3 separate regions of the Mus musculus genome follow, and regions 1 and 3 are each linked to region 2. The links are chromatin loops, found by intact Hi-C in ENCODE. Cell type or tissue: heart. All regions are shown on one strand. Links, peaks and the distances in the headings refer to the core of each region. The heading gives the core; the rest is flanking DNA.

Region 1 (4,303 bases), core at 928-3,427, 420 kb after region 2:
TATGTCTCCTGAGGACGTTGTGTTGAGAGAAGTAAAGCCAATTAGAAAAGGGCAAATATACTATGATTCCATTTGCATGAGATCTTGGAGTATATGAGCTCAGAGACAGAGCTGCATGTTAGTGCTAGGGGCTTCTAAGATACAGGAGTTTGTATTACACAGTAACAGGATTAAAGCCCTCACTTAAGAAGCCCCCACCCACCCACCAGATAAACAGTCCAGACAGTAAGCTGTTGAAGAGAGACCTTAAAATCTGTGATCAAGAGAGGCAGGTGTGGTGTCACAAGCCTTTAATCCCAGCACTCAAGAGGGAGAGGCAGTCAGATCTTTGTGAGTTCAAGGTCAGCCTGGTCTATAGCATGAATTCCAGGACAGCCAGGGCTGTTACACAGAGAAACCCACCAAACTCACTCCACCCCCAAAATTGTGATAAGATGCTGTTCACAGTTGATGGTGTCTGGCCCGGGTGGGAGAACTCAGCTTTCTTTCAGGGGCTGGCCACTGGGAGTTTGACAATGCTCCAATGCGTATATGGGCAACACAAATTTGACTTGGGTTGTTGTTGTTGTTGTTGTTGTTGTTGTGTTGTTGTTGTTGTTGTTGTTGTTGTTGTTTTGTGGTTCTTTTGGAGGGAGAGTGCCAGAGTGAGAGGGTGAACCTGGAAAGAATGGAAAGCAAGTGTGATCAGGGTGCACTGTATAAAATTCTCAAATAATTAAAAAAAAAAAAAGTATGTTGGGGATAACTAAAGGAAGCTTGGTGGCCGTCAGATTGCTTGCTTTCCTTTCCACTTGGGGCTGAGAGAAAACCCAGCTCTTCTTGACCTCCAACCCCAGAAACACACGCCATCTTTGAAGCAGAGAAGCCTTCCCCAAGCAGACAACAAAGCCTCCTGGCACCTTGCTGTCAGACTCCTCCACCTCCAGGATGGTAAGAAACATCTCTGCCCTGTATAAATGCCCTCATGGCAGTATTCTATAGTAACAAACATTCTATAGTAACAAGGTACAAATGGACCATGTGGCGGAAGGGAGGAGCGAGGATGGACTCATCACTGCTCTCAAGCTAGTTTCAAACTCACCACATAGCTGAAGTTAACCTTGAACTCTCGACCCTCCTGCTTCTACCAATAGTGTAATAGAATTACAGGTATGAGCCACCAAGTGTAGTTTTATGGGTGCTGGGGATCAAACCCAGGGCCTCAGGCACGCTAGGTGAGCACGCTATACACGGAACCATAATTTTAAAAAAGACTATATGCTCTACTTGAGTGGTGAGTTTGCTGGCTGCTTATGGTGAAATGGGTGTTGTGGAGGCAGCCATCCTGTCAAAAATTCTCACCCCGGCACGGCAGCTACTCCCCACACAAGTCCACTGTCTCACCCCTGCAAGGCAGCTACTCCCCACACAAGTCCACTGTCTCACTCCCCACACAGGACCACTGAAGCTTTGAATGAGGCCTGCTCAGACTGAGGAACACTCTAAGTACAAACTTCAAACAAGAGTTTTTTTAAATTAATACTTTTGTTTAGTGTGTGTGTGTGTGTGTGTGTGTGTCACAGTGCATGTGAGGAGGTCAGAGAACAGCTTGCTTGAGTGTTCTCTCTACCATGTGCCCTCTCTAGGAGTTAAGCTCAATTCATTGGGTTTGGAGGGAAGAGCCCTTACCAGCTGAGCCTTCACCCTACGCTCACCTAGGCTTTAAGTAGTCAGTATAGAGAAATAGACTAAGTGCTCTCTGTATAACTTAAGTGCTATACGCTTAAGTGTTATTCTGTATAACTTAAGTGCCATTTATGAGATGTAATTAGTTACAGAAAATACTGTTGAAATGAATTCCACCTTTTTTTTCCCCTGTGGCTACTAGGAAATATAAACACATCTTGGTGCATATTCTACGGGATGGCCCTGCTCTGAGCCCCCCCTGCTGGAGCTGAAATCCAGTATCCAGGGACTTCCCTGACTGAGGCCTCTTCTCTAAAGGGCCTTGTTTAACTGATAGAGATAGGCTTATTTCAGTCAGGAGGGAGTCAGGCCAGGCAGCTGACAGGGACAGAGACTGGCATAAGAAAGAAGAGATTCAGGGTACTGCCCAAGAGACCCCTGGACCTTCCCATCCCTGCCTTTCCTTGCTCTGCTCCTCTGCCCCACCACCACCTTCTCCCCCTGGTGGTAGGACCAGGCACAGCAAGTGGGCCAGATACTAAGCCTCTGAAGTCAGAAGAAGATGGGGGTGGGGGAGGCACTTATACCAGAAAGGAGAGGGTTGGAGTTGTACGCAGTGGTGTTTCTAAGGCCAGAATGTGAGTGGCTCACCCAGCTTGAGGAGCAGGTGGAAATGATAAGCGAAACTAGAGTCTGGTGAGTGCAGGAACAGAGATCCCACAAAGACCATTCGGGGTGTCCAATGGATTGCTGTTTGCAGGGACTGTTTGGTGGAAGTTCTGCATTACTAAAGGTGGCCCATAGGAGGTGAGCCCCCAGGGGTTCCCAGGTTATGGGGGGTGGCCTCACTTATACATAGGAGCAAACTCGCAAAGTACCCATGCCAACTGTTCCTATCCTGAAACAGCTATCAAGCCCATGTATCTGTGCACACACAAAACATACCCAGTGTTAGATTGCTCAGAACTTGGATGGGGCCGAACAAGCCAGGGCTGGCCACTTATCCTCAATAAGTCAATGAAAGAGACTCAGGATGCTACAAAGCAGAGAGGGAGGATTTATTCGATTCAGCACAACACAGGAAGAGGAACAGAAAACCCAGTGACACCCAAGTCCATCTTTGGGATCCTGGCAGGAGAATTCAGTTTAAACTGAAGGCAAGAGGTATGCCTAGCTAAGCAGCCCAGATCAAGGTGTGGTCCGCTAATCAGTGACTCATAATTGTCTCAGCCTCTTGCTCCTGGGCTGTCCTTGCAAACTGTGACATCCTTTTCTGAGAGATAAGCTCTCGGACTGTGGCCAAGGTCCTATCTATTCCTGTTCCCAGCATAAGCCTCTGGGAAACCCAGTTCCTAGGGATTCACTGTCCCGATCGCCTGATAGCGGGAAGGAGGGGGATGGGGGGGGGTGGGTGTCTTTCTTTAGAATGGCTCCCTTTTCACCACGTGATCACAGCATCATACCTTATTAAGTATAATGGTTGAGTGTGTATTGAACCAATACAGGGCCATAGAGTAGATGGTCTCTTTATACATGGAGGACACCCACCCACGCCCATCACTAACAATCTGCTCTGTCCTGGACCCTCAGCCTCACCTTCCACATCACAGGGTCGTGGAAAGTCAAGTTTGAGTGGCAGAGAGGGTTTATCTAAGAGCAGTCACAACAGAGAGATCACAGGGGGGTCACAGGAGTGGAGAAGACAGATAGAGGTGGCACCAGAACAACACAGAGATTAATAATGACTGGGGCCATTGTCCCAACTGGGAGGCAAGGGAAAGGGCAGTGTTATGGGAGCCTAGGGAGCTGTGGTCCCCCCACTTCTCATGGAGAGAGTCCCAGCAGTCCCCCTACTCCTCAGGACTCAGACTCAACATGTTCCAGGGGAATCACACCTGAGACCGTGTCACGCAATGCCAGTGACCCAGAGTTCATGGTTTTCCCTCACATGATTTTTGACACAAACTTTTGCAGGGAACCTCCATGCAAAACTAGCAAGTGAATACACACACACACACACACACACACACACACAGAGAGAGAGAGAGAGAGAGAGAGAGAGAGAGACAGAGACAGAGACAGAGACAGAGACAGAGACAGAGACAGAGGGATTGGGAGGAGGCTTGTCAGAATAATGATATATGTAGTTTGAATTTAAGCAGGTGTTGCCAGATTGCTTTCCAAAAATGATAAGAATCCATGTTTGAGCAGCAATGCATTTGATTACTCCATCCCCCTGGATCTTTGTGCACAATGTACACTAACATTGACTTCATTTTCCACTGGTCTGATCAACATGAGTGATATGTTGTTTAATTTGCACCACTGACAGGTTACAGCATCTCTCCATGCTTGCCATTTGGGTTTGCTCCTCTGTGGACCACTGTGCTAATTGCATCAGGTACAGTGGCAGGGAAACCAAGAAACTGAATAGAAGTTTACTTATGTCTTCTGCAAAATAAATAAATAAACAAGCAAAATAAATCCGGCTGGACATAGATAGGCATTTGAGATTGGCGTTGAGACTCTTCAAGCGTATCAGTGATGCAAATGTCTTTCAGTATTCTATTTCAGTTTCCCTCAGGAACAGATGTAGTACTCAGGCCTCTGCCCCACCATGGTTGCTAGGGTGCCAGAT
Region 2 (2,500 bases), core at 1-2,500:
GCCAGTTCTCATGACTCCTTACCCCATGGCGTCGTCTCTCTCTTCACTCTGCTGCTCCTTGTTTGTGCTTCAGACCCCAAGCCCTGGAACTAAAGCCCCACCTCCCTCTCCTCTGCCCAGCTAAAGGCTGTCGGCATCTTTGTTCAATAGTTTAAATTAAGGAGCAAGGTTACATAGCATGAGATCTGTTATGTGAGGATTTCCTCATCCCTCAGGCAACCGGATCTTGGGGCAGTATTTACCATTACAGTGCATAGAAGCAGACCAAACCTCAACATGTGTCTGTTGTAGTTACATCATTTATTCCTGCCCTCCCATCCCTTCCAGCATCTTGTCCGTCCCTGTTTCCTCTGATACTCTCAACCTTGTCTGTATTTACTCTGTACATCCATCTACCAACACACGTATAGAGTATTGCTCATGTTACATGCATTTAGAGCTGACGACCTCTTGGGATTGTATAACCTATTGGGGGCTCATCTCTGCAGAAAGCTTATTCTTTCTCACTCAGCAGCCTGGAGTTCTAGATTCTTTACATCCGTACCAACATTGATATTTTCCATTTTGTTGTTGTTGTTGGCATAGCTGTCCTAGTAGTTATGAAGTGATACTTCATTGTGGGTTTGATATGCACTTCCTGGAGGCTGATGACATAAAGCAGCATTTATCTATTGTGTTAGTTGACTTTTTATTACTATAGCAAATTCCTGGATAAGCAGCTTAGAAAAGGTATTTTGGCTTGTGGTTTTAAAGGTTCCAGTCCACCATGGAGTAAGCTGTTCCTCTGTGGCTGGAAAGCAACAGTAGAAAAAATGGGAGACGGGGAGGAGGAAGGCAGGGACTCAGATCCCCTCAAGTTGACATCCCCTGTGACTTAAAGGCTCACTGTCTCCAGATAGCAGCACCCTGAGAGCCAAGCCTTTAAGGAGCTTTGAGATCCATCTCTAGCAGATTTTTAAAAAAATTTTATCATTAGTCCATCTTTCAGTAACTTTTTTTGTTACTGGGTTACAATAGTTTTTATGTTCTGGGTGCTGGATCCTTATCTGATGTGTGTTTTGTAAATATTTCTTTCAGTCTGTACATTGTCTTTTATTTATAATGTCCTTTTCTGTACAAATGGTCTTAGTTATGATCATCTTTTCTCCTGTGGCAGCATTGCTTTTGTATAGCATCTGTGAACCCATTGCCAAATCCAATAGTAAGGCGATTTATTCCCTTTTAAATAATTTGTGTTCATTTTATGCATGTGGGTGTTTTGTCTGCAGTTATGTCTCTGCACCTCATGCATGCAGTACCTGTGGAGGCCAGAAGAGGGCATTGGATCCCGTGAGACAGGAGTTACAGATGGTTGTGGGCCAACATGTGGGTACTGGGAATTGAACCTGGGTCGTCTGGAAGGGCAGCCAATGTGCTCAACTGCCAAGCCATCTCTCTAGTCTAGCACCGCATGCTTATGTTTTAGATAAGTGATGATAACTGCTCTAAGAGCCAAAACGTGGGATGTGTTATTAGATGTGGGTTGCAGCAGGTGCTGAACCTTGGGTCCTAGTAGCTTTTAGCCACAGGTATTTCTTATTCCGGATGAATGCAAACAGTTGCAGATTATTTGAGTGCTCTGGCTTGCGGTGTTTTCCCTCACGGGTGAACCCTCACAAAGCTGTTACCATCTTAGAGTCGCTGTGGAGCATGTGAGTTCTTGTGAGAGAGCAGGAGTTAGGCTTCTGGGAGGTAGACAAACAGGGAGCAGGGTTATGGCTAAGTGATAAAGGAGACAGATTTCCAAAATGGCCAGCTTTTCCTTATCCTCCCGATTAAGACAAAAGCCTGACAGCTTTAAACAAAGCCTTGTAAGCTTTTGTCTCCTAGAAGCCCCCCTGCTGACGGACTGGCTCAAGGCCTATCAGGACAAGTCACACGACAGTTGTAGGCCAACCAACCAACTTCTCTTTGTTCAAACTGACCAACCTTAAGGGAAGAGCAATTCTTCAAAGACTTAACCCCAACCCTTGAAGAGAGTGATTCCAACCCTTGAGAAGAGAGTGATTCCAGCCCTTGAGAAGAGAGTGGGTTTTTGAGAAGAGAGTGGGTTTTTGAGAAGAGAGTGGGTTTTTGAGAAGAGAGTGGGTTTTTGAGAAGAGAGTGGGTTTTTGAGAAGAGAGTGGGTTTTTGAGAAGAGAGTGGGTTTTTGAGAAGAGAGTGGGTTTTTGAGAAGAGAGTGGGTTTTTGAGAAGAGAGTGGGTTTTTGGCTTTGTGAGTGTTCTGTCCACTTCCTAGGGGCCGTTTTCTGTGTGTTTCTGCTGGAAGCCTGTGTTCTCCCTCACCCCCCTTAAATGCCTTTCTTCGGCTGCTAATTCTGTCTGTTGCTGCTGGCCGTGTTTGAGATGATCCTGCCTAGCTCAGGATTGTGCCTGCCGTTTCTTTAATTGGCAGGGGAGAAAAACAAAATAAAACAGCAAGCAAACAAAACCCCAGAGCCTAACGAAGACCCCCTAGACTG
Region 3 (4,303 bases), core at 928-3,427, 590 kb after region 2:
CTCTATGCCGTCTCTAAGGTCTCACTGTTAAGAAGTAGCTTGAAAGTATGGGTCTTAACTTTCCTTTGGTCTAATGTGTTAACACGGAGAGCCAATGGATTTATCTGACATCAGTAATGATGATGATGTGATAAAGAAATCATAGACATTTATGATCATCCTCATGCCAAGCAACACAAAGTGATGTCTGCCCCACTTAGTGCGGATGAGCATGGGCCTCAGAGGACACGTACAACTCCTCCAACAGGAACAACCACACTCCTCTTTGTTCCATCTTGATGGTCTTTGACCATCAGTGTTTACTCTGACTGAGGAACCCTCGGGGCCCCAAATACCAAGGAATAAAATGGTGCCGCCAAAACCAAGCCACAATGTTCATAAATATTTATGGTCTCTAAGTGTATGCTTGGATTTGAATGGAAATGGGAATGGGATTTGGGCAGAGAGGTAGGAGCTCTTCTGAGGAAAGTTGGAGTCTGGAAAGTTCCAGCATGGAAAGGGATAAAAGTTTTGGTTCTTCGGTACAAATTTTAGAGATGTGGAGACTCTAAATCAGGGGAAGTGACTAGGTGGCCAGATGTTGGCTGTGATCTTTTAGGCAAGGCATTCTTCTGATCTCTACCTGACTCTGACTGTGCCACTCTGCAGATGGCACCCTCCAGGCTCAGGCATGTGGGACACCAGGGCTTGACAGCAGGAGTGAGAGGTGGAGATCCCTTCATTGGCTAGAATTCCCTGCATTTGCCCACTTCCTCACCGTCCAAGGATTATACTCAGTTCTTTCTCCCAAAGGGATTGAGGACAGTCCTTTTAAATTGAGAGAAAGGGGTTCAGAGTTCCTCTAAATTCTCTGAATAGTCGCTGCCCCTGCTATCCCCCCCCCCAGGTTGCTGTGAGTGGGAAGTTAAATCTCCAGGAGAAAAGATCCCTTTAAATAGCATGAGGTAGTGGGCTTCAGCTCTGAGCACAGCATGAGAACTCTTACATTATTAAAAGCCGTACAGCCACGTACAACAAGGAAAGATGCCTAGAATGCGCCCCCTGCATGGATGGTGTGTGCTTAGATGAGTTCTGGCTGAGGCTTCTGTCTGGCTTCTCAGAGGCCTGCCTGTGGGCTTCTCAGAGGCCTGCCTGTGGGCTTCTCAGAGGCCTGCCTGTGGGCTTCTCAGAGGCCTGCCTGTGGGCTTCTCAGAGGCCTGCCTGTGGGCTTCTCAGAGGCCTGCCTGTGGGCTTCTCAGAGGCCTGTGGGCAAGGGCTTCTGACTGACCAGAGGAAGCAGAAGCTACAGCCAGAGTAAGAAAGATGGGCTCTGAGGTTTGAGAGCTGGTGATTACATCAGCTTAGAGGTCTGGAATTTCTCCCAAGCGCCAGAGGGAACATGGACACCGCAGCTCACAATGTTCTTATAGCCCTCTCAGACTTTGTCTTTACTTTTAAGGCAGAGTCTAGTTAATGTTGAGGCCGGAATAAGTGATCATCTAAGTTCTGTCTTCTGTCTTGGCTACTCAGTCTTCTCTCTCACAGGCTGTCCGCCAGGACTTCATAACCAGTTCCCAGGTACCAGTCTTTAGCTGATTGGACCAGTAAAGTCCGCCTGACTATGAAGAGACCAATCGGTCTTTCTTCTGGAATAGCTAGACCCTCTAGACAGGTCTCAGTTAACTGGATAGCACTTACCACAGCCAGAATGACTGATGTCTTTTCCCTGACAACTCAACACTGAAACTCCATGACACGGAGAGGCCATGGCTCACAGCTGGCGGGTCGCAGAGAAGGCTAGGTTATTTTCTTTATAATTCAGAAATATGCAAAGTTCTGAAAAATGAGTGTTTTCTTATATGTGTGTCAAACTATTTGGCTGTAAAACCAGCCTTTTCTGACAGGAATGATAACCCACCTCATTAGCCATCACATCCCCCCCCCCCCCCCCGCAGGCCGCCATGTGTCCTCTTGGGTGCCAGTGGGGATGTTAATATGTGGCTACTGAGCCATCATTGAATTTCAAACACTACAGAGCTTTGAATTCTGAGCCGTAAGTGATCTGGAAGGATTCAGAGATGCGACACAGATTTACTTAATGGGACCTGTGGGTCTCCCTAGTTGGCGGTTCGAGGAGAAGTTTAGAGAAATGTAGACTGCACTGGGGCAGGGCTCCTGGAGGCCATAGAAGAAGGGCCTAATGTTTTCAGATATCTTGGTTCCAGCCCCTCATTGGTCCTTTGGGAACACCCTTCATCTTTGTCACAATGCTCCTCCATCTCTGGGCCACTTGGCTGAGTAGGAGTCACGGCTGTGACCCTCCCATCTCTTATTTGCTCAGACGCTCAGACGGGAGGGTGGGGGATGTCTCTTGTGTGAACCAAAGGAGCTGGGAAAAAGGCACTTTGTCCAGATGCGGCTTTCCAACACTTTACTGAGGATGGAGCCTGCTGTTGGCCTGGTCACATGGGTCTGAACCTCTGGACATTTCTACTGTGAAAAGATCCCACAGGGAAAGCAGAAACAGATCTGGCAAGCGGCCACCTCAGTGGGTTTCTGTCTTAGGGCTTTCCCTCTTTGGGATCTTTACTGAGGAGAGTCTTTGTTCCTCCTTTGGAGGTGGGATGGGTTTGTGGTCCCGAGTCCTCCTTCGGAAAGTCTACCTCTGCAAGAATTCTTTTTAAAAGAGGGAAAGGGAGAGGAGAGAAAATACTGCTTCCCCTTTACTGACTTGTGCGTCACTCGCCAAAGAATTCTGCAGCGATAGCAATGCTATGAATAGGGCAGTTATAATGGGCCGTGAGGAGCCAGAGCCCAACCGCAGGGATCACTCCTATCACGGCTCAGCTACAGCCGTGCCTCTCAGAAAGAGGGGTTCCAGGGGACCATTTATCATCAGCCATCTGAATCAGCCATCTATTATGGCATTGTTGCCCTTCTGAAATGCTTTTAAAATGCTGGCTTCTGTTTGTACTGAGAAAAATGGAACCTCATGCGTAAGAAGTCGTGGCAATTTCACCACAGAGGACATTGGGTCAAGCTACGCTCACAAAGCCCGGAACCGGAGGTCTCTCCTTCAAAGGCTGAACACCTCCAGTCTGTAAGTCTATCAAATATGGCTGGCTTCTTCAGGTCAAGGTATTTGTTAGATCTAGTTATTTGTTACGTGGGTAGAATGAGACAAGAGACAGATGGGTGAGAAAATGCAGCCTAGCCCTGTCAAAGTCCTCAAGGAGTCTCCTCATGAGGGAGGCCTGGGCTGACAGCAGTCTTAGTTACTATGATGATAAGGGGGCCAAAACATTCAGCCATTCAAGCGGTTAGTGGTCAATAGAGATTTAAGATGGAGTTGCTCAAGTGGGGTTTCTGCCCTGTATACATGAAGCAAGTCTGGTTAAAAACAAAGTAAGCAAGCAACAAACAGCCCCCCCCCCCGCCTCCCACAGAGCTGAGAGGAAATGTTCAGGGGACAGGGGTACCTTAGCCCTCATGCCTTCTGGCTCAAGGAAAGGGGGAAAGGCAAAAAAGGCTTCAATCTATCGTTCCCTGGCTCTCTGGAGACAACGAAAGGCTTGAGTGGTTCCCATCACAGCGAGCTGCTGTACTGGAACATGCACCATCTCTGGTAATATCTCGGTTCCAATCAGGGGTCTGAATATGCCTGAGGTAGCTGGGAGCCCCTAGGCTGTTCATGCCCAGACAGAAAAGTAAGGGTGCCTCCAACAGTACCCTATGTTTTGGGAGAGGGAAGTCTCTTGTCTCTTCTCTCTTTCTTCAGGGAAAGTTAGGGATGAGAAAGCTAAGCTCCTGGGGAATTCTGCTGGCTAAGTGACAGCATGGCTAAGTGACAGCACGGCCATTATTACGCCCCCACCTCCACCCCCGACCCCTGCCAATGAGGTATCTTTTTAAATACAAAGAAAAAATGTCTGGGGAATGAGCTTTCTATTTCTTCCAAGGTCCCCAGGTAAGCGGGTAACGTTAAAAACAACATGTGTTATTTTACAAGCTAGCTCAAACCTGAGAGGTCAGGTGTTGGGCTAAGCGCTGCAGATCTGAAGCTGTTGATGCTGGGGATATCTGGGCTCCCCCCCCTAAACATCTAGGCACATTTGAACTTGTAATTGCTGGTACCCGAATGGGGATTTCCTGGGGAAGAAAACCAAGACTTGGTGTGAGAATTCATTCTTCTGAAAGCCACTCGGAAGTTATAGAATAGGACTCAGTTGATTTTGTTCTAAGGATCCCTCACTGTGCCCGAGACTTCTTCCTTCCTGCTAGAGTATTTGGGTACTGACAGCCAGTGGGTTATTTTCTGAGTCCA

The links. Hi-C counts contacts between places; a loop is a spot of excess contacts. Peaks named below come from ENCODE experiments on the same cell type or tissue, not always from the same donor. Only the 100,000 strongest peaks of a DNase experiment are listed, where the experiment ranks them.
Region 1: a loop joins it to region 2, with 5 times the contacts of the local background. A loop is called at or near these places in 27 of 42 quality-filtered maps.
Region 3: a loop joins it to region 2, with 2.2 times the contacts of the local background. A loop is called at or near these places in 2 of 42 quality-filtered maps.

The regions. Positions count from the first base shown.
Region 1 is chr7:67,215,133-67,219,435 of GRCm38, reverse strand. All of the region lies in intron 2 of 1700112J16Rik (RIKEN cDNA 1700112J16 gene), which reads left to right. Among named protein-coding and RNA genes, the nearest start is that of 1700112J16Rik, 5.2 kb to the left of the region's middle. In heart, for the core only: CTCF peaks have their summits at 1,978 and 2,178 (motif pointing left); a DNase peak (open chromatin) is centred at 2,275; H3K27ac peaks cover 561 bases.
Region 2 is chr7:67,631,407-67,633,906 of GRCm38, reverse strand. The region is part of intron 2 of Lrrc28 (leucine rich repeat containing 28); the gene reads left to right. Among named protein-coding and RNA genes, the nearest start is that of Lrrc28, 13 kb to the left of the region's middle. In heart, for the core only: a CTCF peak has its summit at 1,295 (motif pointing right); no DNase peak of the experiment used is centred there.
Region 3 is chr7:67,042,819-67,047,121 of GRCm38, reverse strand. The region is part of intron 13 of Adamts17 (a disintegrin-like and metallopeptidase (reprolysin type) with thrombospondin type 1 motif, 17); the gene reads right to left. Among named protein-coding and RNA genes, the nearest start is that of 1700112J16Rik, 180 kb to the left of the region's middle. In heart, for the core only: no CTCF peak of the experiment used is centred there; DNase peaks (open chromatin) are centred at 2,371 and 2,741; H3K27ac peaks cover 1,694 bases.